Regions from separate parts of the Homo sapiens genome. Here regions 1, 2, 4 and 5 are each linked to region 3. A link is a contact called in ENCODE Hi-C or POLR2A ChIA-PET data. All regions are on one chromosome and are shown on one strand. Each heading gives the region's core, a stretch centred on a gene start or an enhancer-like site at or near the end of the contact. The rest is flanking DNA. Distances are from core to core; before and after follow the strand shown.

What was found. A loop is a pair of places that touch in the nucleus more often than their neighbours do. ChIA-PET counts read pairs that join two places held with the same protein, here RNA polymerase II (POLR2A). Pooled maps may share reads with other maps.
Region 1: a pooled map shows a loop between it and region 3 (3-fold over the local background). The contact joins two enhancer-like sites. A Hi-C loop is called at or near these places in 1 of 168 maps with a recorded cell type or tissue (PC-3), 1 of 37 single-sample maps with no recorded cell type and 6 of 50 pooled maps. POLR2A ChIA-PET finds 5 or more read pairs at or near these places in 3 of 52 experiments (AG04450, Panc1 and activated CD4-positive, alpha-beta T cell).
Region 2: a loop to region 3 is called in a map of naive thymus-derived CD4-positive, alpha-beta T cell, with 3 times the contacts of the local background. The contact joins two enhancer-like sites. A Hi-C loop is called at or near these places in 1 of 168 maps with a recorded cell type or tissue (naive thymus-derived CD4-positive, alpha-beta T cell) and 8 of 50 pooled maps. POLR2A ChIA-PET finds 5 or more read pairs at or near these places in 2 of 52 experiments (activated B cell and activated CD4-positive, alpha-beta T cell).
Region 4: a pooled map shows a loop between it and region 3 (3-fold over the local background). The contact joins two enhancer-like sites. A Hi-C loop is called at or near these places in 1 of 168 maps with a recorded cell type or tissue (ovary) and 6 of 50 pooled maps. POLR2A ChIA-PET finds 5 or more read pairs at or near these places in 3 of 52 experiments (CD4-positive, alpha-beta T cell, activated CD8-positive, alpha-beta T cell and activated CD8-positive, alpha-beta memory T cell).
Region 5: a loop to region 3 is called in a pooled map, with 3 times the contacts of the local background. The contact joins two enhancer-like sites. A Hi-C loop is called at or near these places in 6 of 50 pooled maps. POLR2A ChIA-PET finds 5 or more read pairs at or near these places in 2 of 52 experiments (activated CD4-positive, alpha-beta T cell and activated CD8-positive, alpha-beta memory T cell).

Annotation. Positions count from the first base shown.
Region 1 is chr6:90,349,459-90,352,158 of GRCh38, reverse strand. The region is part of intron 5 of LOC105377891 (a long non-coding RNA gene); the gene reads right to left. Among named protein-coding and RNA genes, the nearest start is that of MIR4464, 38 kb to the right of the region's middle. Within about 2 kb of position 1,303, at least 4 of the 41 ENCODE cell types and tissues checked have a DNase peak (open chromatin) inside an H3K27ac peak, as active enhancers do.
Region 2 is chr6:90,232,704-90,235,403 of GRCh38, reverse strand. The region is part of intron 3 of BACH2 (BACH transcriptional regulator 2); the gene reads left to right. Among named protein-coding and RNA genes, the nearest start is that of BACH2, 63 kb to the left of the region's middle. Within about 2 kb of position 1,328, at least 3 of the 41 ENCODE cell types and tissues checked have a DNase peak (open chromatin) inside an H3K27ac peak, as active enhancers do.
Region 3 is chr6:89,940,059-89,942,758 of GRCh38, reverse strand. All of the region lies in intron 7 of BACH2 (BACH transcriptional regulator 2), which reads left to right. Among named protein-coding and RNA genes, the nearest start is that of GJA10, 47 kb to the right of the region's middle. Within about 2 kb of position 1,263, at least 11 of the 41 ENCODE cell types and tissues checked have a DNase peak (open chromatin) inside an H3K27ac peak, as active enhancers do.
Region 4 is chr6:90,412,674-90,415,373 of GRCh38, reverse strand. No RefSeq gene overlaps it. Among named protein-coding and RNA genes, the nearest start is that of MIR4464, 100 kb to the right of the region's middle. RefSeq lists enhancers at 673-1,614, 1,615-2,556. Within about 2 kb of position 1,318, at least 2 of the 41 ENCODE cell types and tissues checked have a DNase peak (open chromatin) inside an H3K27ac peak, as active enhancers do.
Region 5 is chr6:90,250,289-90,252,988 of GRCh38, reverse strand. BACH2 (BACH transcriptional regulator 2) reads left to right here. Exons shown (of 9, transcript NM_021813.4): 3 at 399-476. Among named protein-coding and RNA genes, the nearest start is that of BACH2, 45 kb to the left of the region's middle. RefSeq lists an enhancer at 1,305-1,394. Within about 2 kb of position 1,373, at least 3 of the 41 ENCODE cell types and tissues checked have a DNase peak (open chromatin) inside an H3K27ac peak, as active enhancers do.

The sequences.
Region 1 (2,700 bases), core at 54-2,553, 410 kb before region 3:
TTGCTACAGTGTTTGATTTGTATTTTTCAACAAGCCAGATATCTCCTTCTTAATAGTACCTAACGTTACCTTTCTCAATTGCTACCATAGTTAGAACTAATCAGCCACAAAGTCTTTAAATTGTCAACCTCAGCCAACAGACAGTATTTCAACCATATGGGAAAAAGTGGGCAGTCATGACTCAGGCTAAGTGATTCTGCTTTTCTGAATGGAAAAAACGTTCCACGTTTTGATCTTGGCCAAGAATGTTACTGAATGCAACTCTGAGGTCTGTAAATAAACTTTTTTTGTGTGGTAATGCAATGTTTCCTATTGCATCAGTATATGCCATGTCAAAGAGGCAAATGTCAAACTCTCGGCTGATCAATATAAAGCTATTTTCCAACTTGTTTTTCAGGATCTTTTAAATTTCACTTTGTATGATTTCACAACCTTACTATTCAAATAATATTTTAAAATTTCAACATGTTAAATCTTTGTACAAAATCCAAAATGAAGTATATTCTTATATAAAAACTTAAATTCCTGCACAGTCAAAAATGGTTTATTGTTGCTTTCTATAAGCCTTAGATACATCTTAGCTGTGTTTTATTATCAGAGGGCCCCTGGTACCTCTTAACCACGAATGAAGTTAAAACAGTTAAACTGTTTACCCCACTAACGCCCCCATCACCACACAGTAGCAGAGAAGTGTCTTCCAACTTCATGAACTGAGGAAAGAGGGAGGTATGTTTTGATAACAAGGAGAGAAGTCCAACACCAGACTAGGTCAGTGCTAAAGAGATCGGCCTGATTAGGTGCTGCAGTGACAGGCTCTGAGCAAACCAGCAGAAACAGAAAGACAGTCAGAAGAGATGACAAGGAAGGTTGGATCTGATATGAGGAATGAGGTCTACTAAACATTACCTTTGCCTCCAGCAGCCCACATGTTACATGTGTAAGGGAAATCCTAGTGGGTGCCAATCAGACTCGATCAGCCTGACAGCTGGAGATGGTGATATTCCTCCTCAAAGCATCTATTTGCATCCACTGATGTATGCAGAACTTTGGGGGCCTTACAGGAAAAATACGTGAACCTTGTTGTATTAGTCTGTTCTCACACTGCTATAAAGAACTACCTGAGCTGGGTAATTTATGAAGGAAAGAGGTTTAATTGACTCACAGTTCCTCAGGCTGTACAGAAAGCATAAAGCATGGTTGGGAGGCCTCAAAAAACTTACAATTACGGCAGAAGGGTGAAGAGGAAGCAAGTATGTCGTCATCTGGTGGCAGAGGAGAGGGAGGGAGGGAGGAAGAGAGAGAGAGTGAGAGAGAGAGCACAAAGAGGGAAGTGCCACACGTGTTTAAACCAACAGATCTCATGAGAACTCACTCACTATCACAAGAACAACAAGGGGGAAATCTGCCCCCATGATCCAATCACCTCCCAGCAGGTCCCTCTTCCAACACTGGGAATCACAATTCAACATGACATTTGGTTGGAGACACAGAGCCAAACCATATCACTTGTCCATTTCAAGCAAATACAGATACATTTATTCCCCAAATATTTATTGAGTTCTTACTGCTGTGCCAGACACTATAGAAGGTGCTAGGAAGACTGAGAAGACAAGGACCCTGCCCTCAAGGAACTTACAATCTTAGTGGAAGAGACAGCAATAAATAGAATAACAAATACATAAGATAATTAATATTGTGATAACTACAATGAAGGGAAAAAACAAGGGTGAGGCCACTTCAGACTGGGTGTTCAAGGATTGCCTTAGAAGAGGGTAATATCTGAGCTTAATCTTCAAGGATGAGAAAGGGCCAGCCAGTCTCCCCTAGAAGGTCAAGCATTCCAGAGGTGGGAGAACAGAAGGCAGAGTAGCTGAAGCTGGTGAGGTGGGTTTGTGGAGCTGGCAGAAGCTAAGTCTTGCAGGGCCTCACAGACCATGTTAAGGAGGGGATCAGAAGCCGCTGAAAAGTTTTAATCAGGGAAAGACATGATATGATTTACACTTCTGAAAGATCATTCTGGCTGCTGTAAGGAGAATGCAGGTAAAAGTGGAAGTAGATTAGTTAGGAAGCCAAAGTGATAGTCCAAATAAGTGATGATGATGGCTCAGACCAAGAAAGTGGTTCTCAAAGTGGGGCCCCTGGACCAGCAGCAGCAGCATCCAGCAACTTATTATAAACGCAAATTCTCAGGCCCTACCCCAGACCCACTGAATCAGAAACTCTGAGAGAGACCAGGCACAATGGCTGGCACCTGTAATCCCAAAACTTTAGGAAGCCAAGGCAGGAGGATCACTTGAGCCCAAGAGTTCAAGACCAGCCTGGGCAACATACTGAGACCCCATCTAGACAAAAATAAGTGTGATGGTTCACACCTGTAGTCCCAGCTACTCAGGAGGCTGAGACAGGAGGATTGCTTTACTCTGGGAGGTCAAGGTGGCAGTGATCCGTGATCTTGCAAATGCACTCTAGCCTTATTTTTAGAGACAGAGCCAGACCTTGTCTCTAAAAATAAGTTTTAAGAAAGAAACTCTGAGGATGAGAGCCAGAGATAGGTATATTAACAACTCCTCCAGTTGATTATCATGTACCCTAAAGCTTGAGAACTTCTGGACTAGGGGTATGGAAATAGAGAAGGGCAGAAGTGAACTGTGGTGGAAGTAAATGTTGATGGTTGAACTTGGTAATGTGTTGAATATGAAG
Region 2 (2,700 bases), core at 79-2,578, 290 kb before region 3:
TTTATCTACTTTGACATAATCTTCACAACCCTGTGATGTAATTACTATTATTAGCTCTGTTTTTACAGACTGGGAAACCGAGAGCAAAGATGTTAAGTGATTTATCTCTGTTCTAAGGGGTGCTGGAATTTGAACCCATGCAGATGGACTCAATACCTTTGCTTTTAACCACACACTAATCTTCCTTTCTATGAATGCAACCAGCATTTCTTGTGTTTGCTTTGTGTGACTTCGTTTAATGCTCCTAGCAACTTCTGCAAATTAGGTGTTAAATCTCTTTTGCTTGCAGCCGAAAAAAGGTCTTGGTTTTTTGGTTACAAGCAACGGACTAAAGCAAAAAAGATTTTACCATGTCTTATACCTGAGCTATCTTTAGGTCAGGTTGCTGACTATGATGATGGGTGCCCCAGTTGGTATGGGGAGGGGCAACTTTTCACAAAGGAAGGGGAGCCAATGATGGAGAAACAAAATCACATGAAGAAATGGAAGTTTAAATGACTTGCCCAAGGTCACCCAGCTAGTGAGTGCCAAAGGTGGGATTTGGCCCTAGGCTGCCTCTAGCACCATCTGGGTTCACTCTGATTTGAGTGGACCCTTTGCAAACTGTACATCCTGCTGCTGCTGTTCTTTCATCAGCAGGTTATGCTATCATAACCATAACATGTATCATTTTCTTTATTCCATTCTGGTTCTAAGAATACACTGTGACCACCTTCTTTGAACCTGGCTGTTTCCCAAATGTAGTGCACATTGTTTTATTTAATTCTAAACTATCTTTTAGGATAGTTGTATAAACAGTTTAGTTCATCTAAAATTTTAACTAAAATTTGTACTGCTTTCCACTTCTGAAAGTGACCTTTTTTTCTGACCTGGCTGCAAATTCTGGAGAAGGCTTGACTGAAGCTCTGTGAGCAGACCAGAGCTTTTTCAGGCTAAGGTTTATACAAAACATTGACCTTCATGGAAATTCTGGTTCTTGATCACTTGGGTAAGCAAGTAAGTTCATGGGAATGCCCATCTATTCACTGTCAACTCACAGCCCTACTGTACAGGTCCTTGCTGGGGAGCATGCTCTCTGGAAAGTGGCTTATACTTTGCACTTCTGAATCTGTTTGTGAGGAAATGACAGTATTTTTCCGCACTTGCACCACCGACTGAAGCGCTGATCCTTGATGTGTTTAGTTTTTACCTGTGCTCATCTCTACATCAAAAACAGAGGAAGCCACAGGAAATTGCTGCCTGTATTTCCAGGAAACTTAACTACATCATCGGCTCCCCAATCCGCACAGCCCAGAAGACCCTGATGCTGGCCTCAGTGTTGCTGATGTGGGTGGTGATAAGGGGCCGAGAGTGTTCTCATCCTGTGGCTCTGCCAGTGAAAGCCTAGAAGAGATGAAGCACTCTTCAGACTAACAGGAAAACCCTGAGTCTGGTTCTATAAGCACTTAGTCTCTGAACATGCCGACAGTGAGGGTGAAGTGAGGGATAATTCTATCCCAAGGCTAGTGGTCCTCTTTCTTTCTGCTCAGGTGTGCTATCTTGTCCCTGGTCCATAGGGCCGTGGCTGGCATTCTCTCTGATCGCAGAAAATTGAAATGATCCTGGGAAAATTGTCACATGAGCCTGTGGATGGGGTCAGGAGAGATAAAGACCATAGGATTTACACTGGCCACCAGCAGTTCCTCAAAGAATTATAATAACATAATTGTAATACCAATCGCTGATATTTATTGAGCATTGACTTTGGTGTGCCAGGCATTTTGTCGAGGACCCTATGAGCATTAATGTAATCCTCACATAAACCCCAAAAGGGACTCTTTATTATTCCCAATTGTCAGGCGAGGTACCTGAGACTCATAGAGTTTGATACCTTGTCCAGGGTCATATAGCCATTAAAGGATGCAAAACTTGAACCTAAATCTGTGTCATTCTAAGCCAGCACTATACATAGTCAAGTAGGTTTTACTGGAGGGTGGAGTGGGGCTGGCAGCCTGTGTGCACAGGCAGACGGAAGCAGACAAGATCCATCCAAGGCAGGCTGAAGACTTATACCCAGAGAAGGCTTTGGTGTACATCTGCCAAAGTGATATTCTCATGTAGAAGAAAGGATTGGGTGATAGTCCAATAAATACTTTACCACAGGGAACTTATGTGTCTTCTGGGGTCTGGCCAAAGTCATGAGTGCAAGCTCCCAAATAAAAAAAAGGTGGCTTCTCACCTCCTCATGATCCCAGCTTCCTAGCATAGCACTCTTCTCTATTTTAGCTTATCAATTCCAAATGTGATTGAAACAAGTATGAGAAATTGATGTTGCTTCAGCTTCTCTGTGAACTGAAACAAATTCTTGTTGAAACATGATATCTCCTGCCTCATGGATCAAAGAGGGATGGTCTGGAAGAGAAGCCCCCATAAATATTTGAGGCTTAATGAAGGCTATCTGTTGAATAATACACCTGTATTATTGTAAAAAGTTTTAATTTGGCCTCAGAGATACTCCCCACTAAAGCAGACAACAAAAAAGTGAGAAAATGAGGCTAGGAATTAATAAAAGATGTCAAGAAAGACCATTTAAGGACTTCTTAGAGACAGGCCATAAATGTGGTTTTGAACTTTTTGGCAGCTATTATGAAGACGGAAAGAGAAGTGTCATGGGAATCAATTTTCAAAACTTAAAAGTTCTCTTAAAATTCTAGCAGAAAA
Region 3 (2,700 bases), core at 14-2,513:
CAGTGGCTGCCCTGATTCTCCGATTCTCCACTGAGAACCAAAGTGGTAGACCCCTGGCTAAAGAGTGGCGCCCATGAATCCCTCGTGCCCTTCCCCTTATATGCAGCCTGTGTGTCCGGAGCTGTGTGTGGGTGGCTGAGTATAACTAGTGGGGATGGCGACAGTCCACAGGACTCTTCACCTCATCACATTGGCTGTTGGGACTCTTTAGGAAACCAAGCCACTGCTGGGAAGTGAGATCCTGGAGGAGCAAGTGTGTGGAGGGACAGTTAATAAGATGTTAAGCCCAACTGGGCCTGTTTGGCTCAGAATAATTATCTAGAAGGAAAAGAGGTGGGCCTCAACCTTCTTGATGTGTTTCCGCTTTCCAAGGTCTGTTGGCCTTCTCTGACTCCTCAGCCCCATTTGAGGAATGTTTTGAGTGCCGAGAGCCTGGGAGAGGCATGTCCTCCACGGGACCAAACAGTCAGTGGCTACTCCTTATTTCCAGACAAGATGTTCTTGGCTTGGAACTTATTACTCAAGAAACAACTTGGATGTGGTCAAGTTCCCACCCACCCCGACCCGGTGCCTGTCTGAGAACACCTCAGAGACCCCCGCATGTCAGTGAACATAAGTCCTCCCTTGCTAGAGGGGGAACCAAGACTTGTAAAGAGAAACAAGAGTGAGTTGGGGTTTTTTTCACCTGGGAGAAAGTCTATAGTTGACCCATTACCTTTTCCTCTGACCCTCTTTAAAAAGCAGATTGTGTTGCAGCAGCTCTGCTGAAGTGTTGTATGGCTTTTTGTCTCAAGGACTTTGAAACTAGCATTGGTGATTTTTTTCTTTTTCTTGGCAACTCTCCCTCCTATTCCCCTAGTGTTTTATATTCACTGTCTGGATGATTTAAATACAGTAGCTCTTGGTATAGACATCCTTTTGACTTTCCCTGTGGCCTGAACTATAGGGATATCTTCTTTCTGAGAGTAAGTAAACACATTTAGAGCAGAAGCAGAATGGCTTTGTTGTCATCAGAGGGAAAACTCCACAAGCCCCCAAAGCGCCACCACCTCTGCTGTGTTGGAACATCCACATCTCCAACAGACAGACCTCTGTGTTCCGGAGACACCGTGCAGGATCTGAGTGTGTTTGTTATCCAACGGGTATAAGAGGGAAATCAAACATTCTTTCATATCATTAGAAGCCCTGTGCAAACACAGCCCCGTGCACAAAGGCCTTTCCCGAGCCCATAACAAGGAACTGTTTGTCCTGGCTGCCTGTCTTTAGCAGTCGGAGCAGGGCCAAGCCGACAGTGGTGTCATGGGCCCTACTGCGATTTTGCTTTCTTGGACCAAAATTTTACAGGTGTCATGGGACAGAGCTCACCAGGTAGAAGTTGAATCAGATCACCTGCTGGGAACCTTCAGTAAATGCCACACTGCACAAGCTCGGAGCTGTGATGGAACCTGACAAAGAGCTTGCACCCAACCACAGAAAAGTCAAATGATCATTTTGTACATTTGCCTTTGTGCACGGGAATTGACTAGCCACACATGCCGGCAGCCGGGACTCGTGTCTGCCTGCAAATGATGTAACCAAAGAGAAACCTGGGCTCAGGATCAAATGTCTTCATCCTCACTCCCTTGAAGAACACAGACTTAACCCTGCAGCATCTGAACACTATCGAGGGGTTGGTTTCTTCACCCAAGAGCATTTTGATCAGTTCAGCCCAGACCCATATGTTTTTCTGGCTGCTGGGATTCATTGAGTCCATTTATTCTGTCTCCTAGAGTGGCACTGTCCAGTCCATTTGCCTCATGCTGCACGTGGCTGTTGAGCCCCTGAAAGTGGCTAGTCTGAATTATGATGTGCTGTAAGGATAAAATGTGCTTTGGATTTGGAAAGTTTAGCACAAAAAAAAAAAAAACTGTAAACTATCTCATTAATAATTATATTAGCTATATGTTGGAAGTATTTTTATCTATTGGGTTAAATAACATACAGTATTCAAACTCATTTCACCTGTTTCTTTTTACTTCTTTTAATGTAGCTGCTGGAAAATTTAAAATCACAAATGTAGCTCGTATTGTTTGTATTAGACAGGGCTGGGCTAGTGCTTGAAGGAAGTTTAGGTTTGTAGTGCCATCTGCTGGCTCATCCGGAGCAGACGTGAATGTAAACAAGAATGAAGCAATCTGAGCTAACCCACACGTTGTCTCTTAGCCTGGCAGCACACAACCTTTTTATTCCAGGAGCTTCTGAAGCAGGACCAGACTGAACCCAGAAGCTGCTGAATCCCCAAGAGCCTCGGGAAGGGGAGTGACAAACTGCTCAAAGGTGCAAGCCTGTGTCACCTCATGGGTGCCAAGGAGGCTCTTGAGATAGAGTAGTGGTTTGCTGCTCACCTTCCGCACTTGGGGCTCTTTCATGCAGTCTTTTTCACTGGTTGCTATTCTTAAGAAATATTTCAGGCCAGGCACCATGGTTCACCCCTGTAAGCCCAGCATTTTGGGAGGCCAAGGCGGGCGGATCACTTGAGACCAGGAGTTCAAGACCAGCCTGGCCAACATGGCAAAACCGCATCTCTACTGAAAATACAAAAATTAGCTGGGCATGGTGGTGCACACCTGCAATCCCAGCTACTCAGGAGGTGAGGCAGGAGAATCGCTTGAACCAGGGAGGTGGAGTTTGCCGTGAGTCAAAATCGTGCCACTCTACTCC
Region 4 (2,700 bases), core at 69-2,568, 470 kb before region 3:
GGCCCCCAGCTCAGTGTGGGTTGAGAGCTGTGGCTGTGGAAATGAGAATGGCACAGGAAGCAGGTGAGCTGTAGGGAAAGTCACCTGGCCTGGGTTGGATACGGCCAGGGTGGAGGAGGAAGGGCTTGGGCTGTCCGGGTCCAGCCAAGTCAGGGCAGGTAAAGGGGAGGGCATGTGGGCTGAGGGTCAGAATTGCCCAGCATTAGATGTTGGGGCACCCATGGGGATGCCTCCCTTCCCCCGTCTCCCCCCAGCCCCTGTGTTGCTCTCCTGCCTCCTCTTTTTCCAGCCCCCTTCCCTACACAGAAATCGTCTTTCCCTTTCTCCAGCTATCCATCATGGGCACCCCTCTTTTGTCTATATTATAGTATCTGTGTCAACATTAATTTATTTATCCTTCTGCCTCAGCCTCCTGAGTAGCTGAGACTACAGGTGCACATCACCACACCTAGCTAATTATTTTATTTAAATTTTTAAGTTAAATTAAGTTTTAAAATTTTTTGGCTTCCAATTCCCCCATCCTATTCAGCAGCTGTTGAAGGAAAAAAAGTCTTCCCTTTTAATACTTCCCTTCTAAGACTTTATTTCAGGTCTTTTCTAGTGGGCTCAGTACTTTACAGAAATGATTTCATTTAATTCTCATTTTTAAACAGTAAAGAAAAAGAAATAACCTGATGAGAGAGTTTAGCCCTGTGCTACGGGTTATCTCCATCTATAGATGTGAAACTGAGGTTCAAAAAGGTGAAGTCACTGAAATAGGGTCCACAAAATCGCCCAGTGGAAACTTAAATTCAGCCAGCTTCTAGAGCTCAACCGCGGGGCTGATGGAACCATGGGGCTACAAGGGAAGGGTTGTCCCAGACCAGAAGTCTGAAAGGGGCTCTGGAGCATAATATTTTACTCAGTGTTATAAGTTTTACGAGTCCTGTTTTCCTGTAAATTTAGGACTTTGTGACTTTTCAGTGTAAGTGCTTAGATGATTCAATTTTCTACACAAAACTGAATTTTATTTGGAAGGTGTCACATCATTCTCAAATATGAAAAACTGTATTGTGGAAGAAACATCAAACATCTAATAAACCCATTTCAGTCTCTCTCTCTCTCTCTGTCTCTCTCTCTCTGTCTCTCTCTCTTTCTCTCTCTGTCTCTCTCTCTTTCTCTCTCTGTCTCCCTCTCTCTCTCTCTGTCTCCCACACACACACACACACACACACACACACACTCGCTCACAGGCACCCACACTTCCGGATCTACTAACCTAGATCAGCAGGCTAAAGGGCTTCTCAGAGACTCCCCTCAGCATTAAGGATGCTAATTGCTACTCTAGCAGTTACTGGAAGATCAAAGGCCCGCCCACAGAGCAGAGCTGCGTTTCATCTTCCACAGACCAAACACTAATACTGCCCATCCCCCGCCAGCCTCTCCCCTCTCAAGCTGGCGAGTTGGACCAATTCCCTTTCCTCTTCCTCACATGCTCTCCCCCCGCCCCTAAAATAGCTCTGCGCCAGAAATAAACACTCAAAAATGCTTGCGGAATGAATGGAGAAAGGTAACTTCACTATCGTTGTTTCCCTTCTAATTACCACGGCTTGTCGATGGATGTGCTTGTTTGTTTCTGGTAGCCATTCAGAAACCCATCGCAGGGAATCCTCTCCAGTCCCTCTCCCAGGAGCGGGAACAGGAATTCTACAGCCTCATCATCCTTCCCTCTGGCACCAAAGGCCCTGGGCATACACCACGAATCCCCGTCCCGCACTCTGGGTCCCAGCCCTCGTGGGCTGCGTGGTCACTGGGCTTTCACTCAGGAGGGTTCCAGTTTTGCTGGAAAGCAGCTCTATGGAAAAAGCTTCCCCTTTCCTGGGGCAAGGCATTGCCCTGCTGGGGTTGGCACAATAACAGGAGGAGTGGGGGGCGGGGGGGTGCCACGCATGGCAAAGAGGAGTCGGCACAACCAAAGACGCCCGGTCACTCTGATGATGTCAACTGTCTGGCTCTGAGATGGGATAAATGAGGTGACCCTCCACACTCCAGGGACTTCAGCAAAGCTGTTCCTAGTTCCATGGAGGCGAATGAGACTGAATGGCAGGACAAGGAGCCCCTCAGTGTGGGGTGAAGAGATGAGAAGTCTCAGACAAGAGGCTTCCTGAGGAGCCTGGGTCAAGGGCACTGTGATGGGGCATTCTTGGTGGAACAGGTGTATCAGTGCCCCTCCCCCGCAGATGGATGCCCATGCACTGCAGTGGGTAGCTGGAGTCTTCAGTTAAGAAGCTGCCCAGCACAGAACTGGGTCCCCCTTCATGCCATAGTCTGCTTCCTCCCTGACCTGTGGAGAAGGAGCCTCTTTCCACTGCCATCCCAGACAGTCAGGCACAGCTCTTACAGCTCTAGTCACCAATGAAGAGCAGAGGCCTGGCCCCACATTCACACTTGGCTCCTTGTCCTGGGCTCCTGGAGTGAGCTCAGTTCTGTTCTCAGCTCAGCTCCTGCTGCCAGCTCAGAATCTCTGTGTCCTGAGGGGCCACAGGTTTCCCAGGCCCTCCCCATGATACTGAGCCTCCTCACTCTGTTCCTGGCCTACAGAGATTTCCATGTCCTCTTTCTTTCCTTCTTTCCTTTCTTCCTTTCCTTCTTCCCCCAATCCCACCTTCCTTTTTTCCTTTCCTTTCCTTTCCTTTCCTTCTTTCTTTCTCCTTTTTTAAT
Region 5 (2,700 bases), core at 124-2,623, 310 kb before region 3:
ATAGGCGTGAGCCACTGCACCTGGCCCTAAAGCTACTCTTTCTGAGCAGTTTGAGAGGGACTGTGGCTTATCTGGCCTTGAGAACAGTGTCTTTATTAATGCAGCCTAAGAGTACATTTTTGCAAACCCATCACACTGCCTGTATTGAATCAAGAGGCTGCTGGACCTCCATGTACTGACCATACAGGACCTCACATTTGAGCCTAGTAAACTTGACTATATTCATTTTGGTCTATTTTTAACCTTGTGAGAACTTTTGTAATCCTGTTTCTGGCATCCCTGGTGTTGTGTTTTTGTACCAATACAGCTTCTGGATCATTGTCTCAATCATTGATAAAAATGGGCAAATACAGACTTTCTGTCCAGAGTGATAATCATATCCATTACTTTTGCTTTAGATAAGAGTGTTGCTGTTGATCATCTTTGCCTGGGAAGTTGAATGATAAAGCCAGAAGAAAGCATGCTTTCTGATCATTGTAAGTTTTACTTTTAAGGAAAGAGACTAAAAAAATTTAGCAGGAAATTTAAATTTTATTAATATCATCTCATATACTTTAGAAGATCTAAAACTGTTAAAAGAAACAAAATGGTTTACACTGGAGCCTGGTTATAACCTTTCTTTGGTAGCCCATAGCTGTGGGGCCCATAGCTTTGGGGCCCAAAGCTCTCTTTGATTTGAGTCAGAGACCTTCCCATGTGCCCAGGAATTTTGATTATGGCAGGTGATATTATCAAGTCTTCATCAGATTTGGCTGGAGGGAAAAGCTGTCTGTCACCAAGTTGTGTGAATCTTTGTATTGCTAAAAAGGATACCCGGGCAGTCTTAAAACTGGTGCCTTATGTTATTTGAACTTTAAAATATTGTGATGTTCATGTTTGCTCAGGCTGGCTACTCCAGTTTTGTTACAACATAGTGCTGCTCAGACCATGGTTGAAAGTTTGATGCTAAAAAGCACAGTGTATTTGAGCATAGTCAATTCTAAAAAAAATTTTGTTTTCTTTCTTCCTTCCTTCTCCTTTCCTTTCTTCTTTCTGTCTTGAAATCTGTGGATTGAACTTTCCCACCCCTGGAAAAACAACTCAGAAAGTATATCATGTGTCATCACTATCATCTTCCTTTTATCAGTGCAGGTTTATAGAAAGTGTTCTCATATCATCCTGAATCATTTCTACAAACTATAAAACAAAATTAACTTTCCATTACAATCCTAACAATTGTAATAAATGCTCCTATTAGAAGCTTTTACTTCCATCCTGTGAAGTATATCATGCTGAGGGGAAAGTTGCATCTTCATTAGTCACCCATGACTTACTCCAGGTGTTACCCTCTAAGTTAGAAAGAGAGAGGGCAAAATACCCTGGTGACACATACGTTTTTTAAGGGAAAAAATTCTGAAAGCAAAAGGGTTCTCTCTTTTTTTAATATGACTAGCAAAAGAGTGTTGATTAAGATGTGTCAAGCAGGTGCTGGGTATGTGCTAAACTAATGGTTTTCAGAGTACTGAGTGGCTATTTTTAAATGTTTCTATATCATTCTCAGTTAAGCTGCTGGATGAAAAGTACAAAAGGCTAAAAATATTTACAGTTTCAGTAATGTCTGTTTTAAAAGAAACCATCCGCGTCTATGGCCACACCACCCTGAACGTGCCTGATCTTGTCTAAAAGAAACCATCCTGTGTGATTTTTCTTTATTTCCATTTGAAGGAAAAGAATATTATGGCTTACAGAGAAGTGGTTGAAAGCAGTTTGTTCAACACTGAGGTTTTTAGGAAAAAATGGCCATCAAAAGGACAGTAAGTTGGGTTACAAATCATCAGGATTAAAAAAAAAAAGTTGATTATTATTCCTTGTACTATATTATTATTACTATTTTTGTATTATTAACTGTAGTTCCAACTGAAAATAGTATTATCTTTGAAACTTTTTGTATGGAGTTAGGAGACAAGTTGCTGGTATCAGATTACTTGGGCCTATATCTCAGCTCTATCCCTTGGATATGTGATCCTGGATAAATTGTTTAACCTCTTTGTGCCTCAGTGTACCCATCTGTAAAACAGAATAATAATAGTGCCTTCCTGCTAAGGTTGTTGTGATTAAATGAGATGATGCTCTGCCTAACATGGTAAGTACTCAGTAAATGTTTGTTATGCTTATTTTTTTCATTTAAAAAAATTTTTGGTTAAATGAACACATTTATTCTCTTAACCATTTTTGAGTATATAACTCAGTAATATTAGCTATATTTACATTGTAGTGTAACAAATCTTTAGAATTTTTCATCTGGCAAAACTGAAATGTTTATTATGTTTTAAAAGCTCATTTTTCTTCAGAGTCAGTTACACAGCTGTGTGGACGTAACACAGGAATGCAAGCACCATTGGGGCAGGGAGTTTAGACTCTTCTGTTCACTGCTGTATCACAAGTGCCACAATCAGCATCTGGCCCATAACAGGGCTCAATCAATATCTGTCGAATGAATGAATGAATGAATGAATGAACAGTGAGGCTTCATTTGACAAACTACATGTGTGTTTGAAAATTATTTCTTAAATGGTAAATCCATTTTTATGAGTGATTTTAAGTATACATGGAAAGTTGACTCCTTTCGGAGGGTGAAGTGATTTCTAAAACAACTGTTTTGTAATTATTTAGCAGTTCTGGCTTTGGTAGGTCAACTTTTCTTAAACTGGAAAAAAAAAT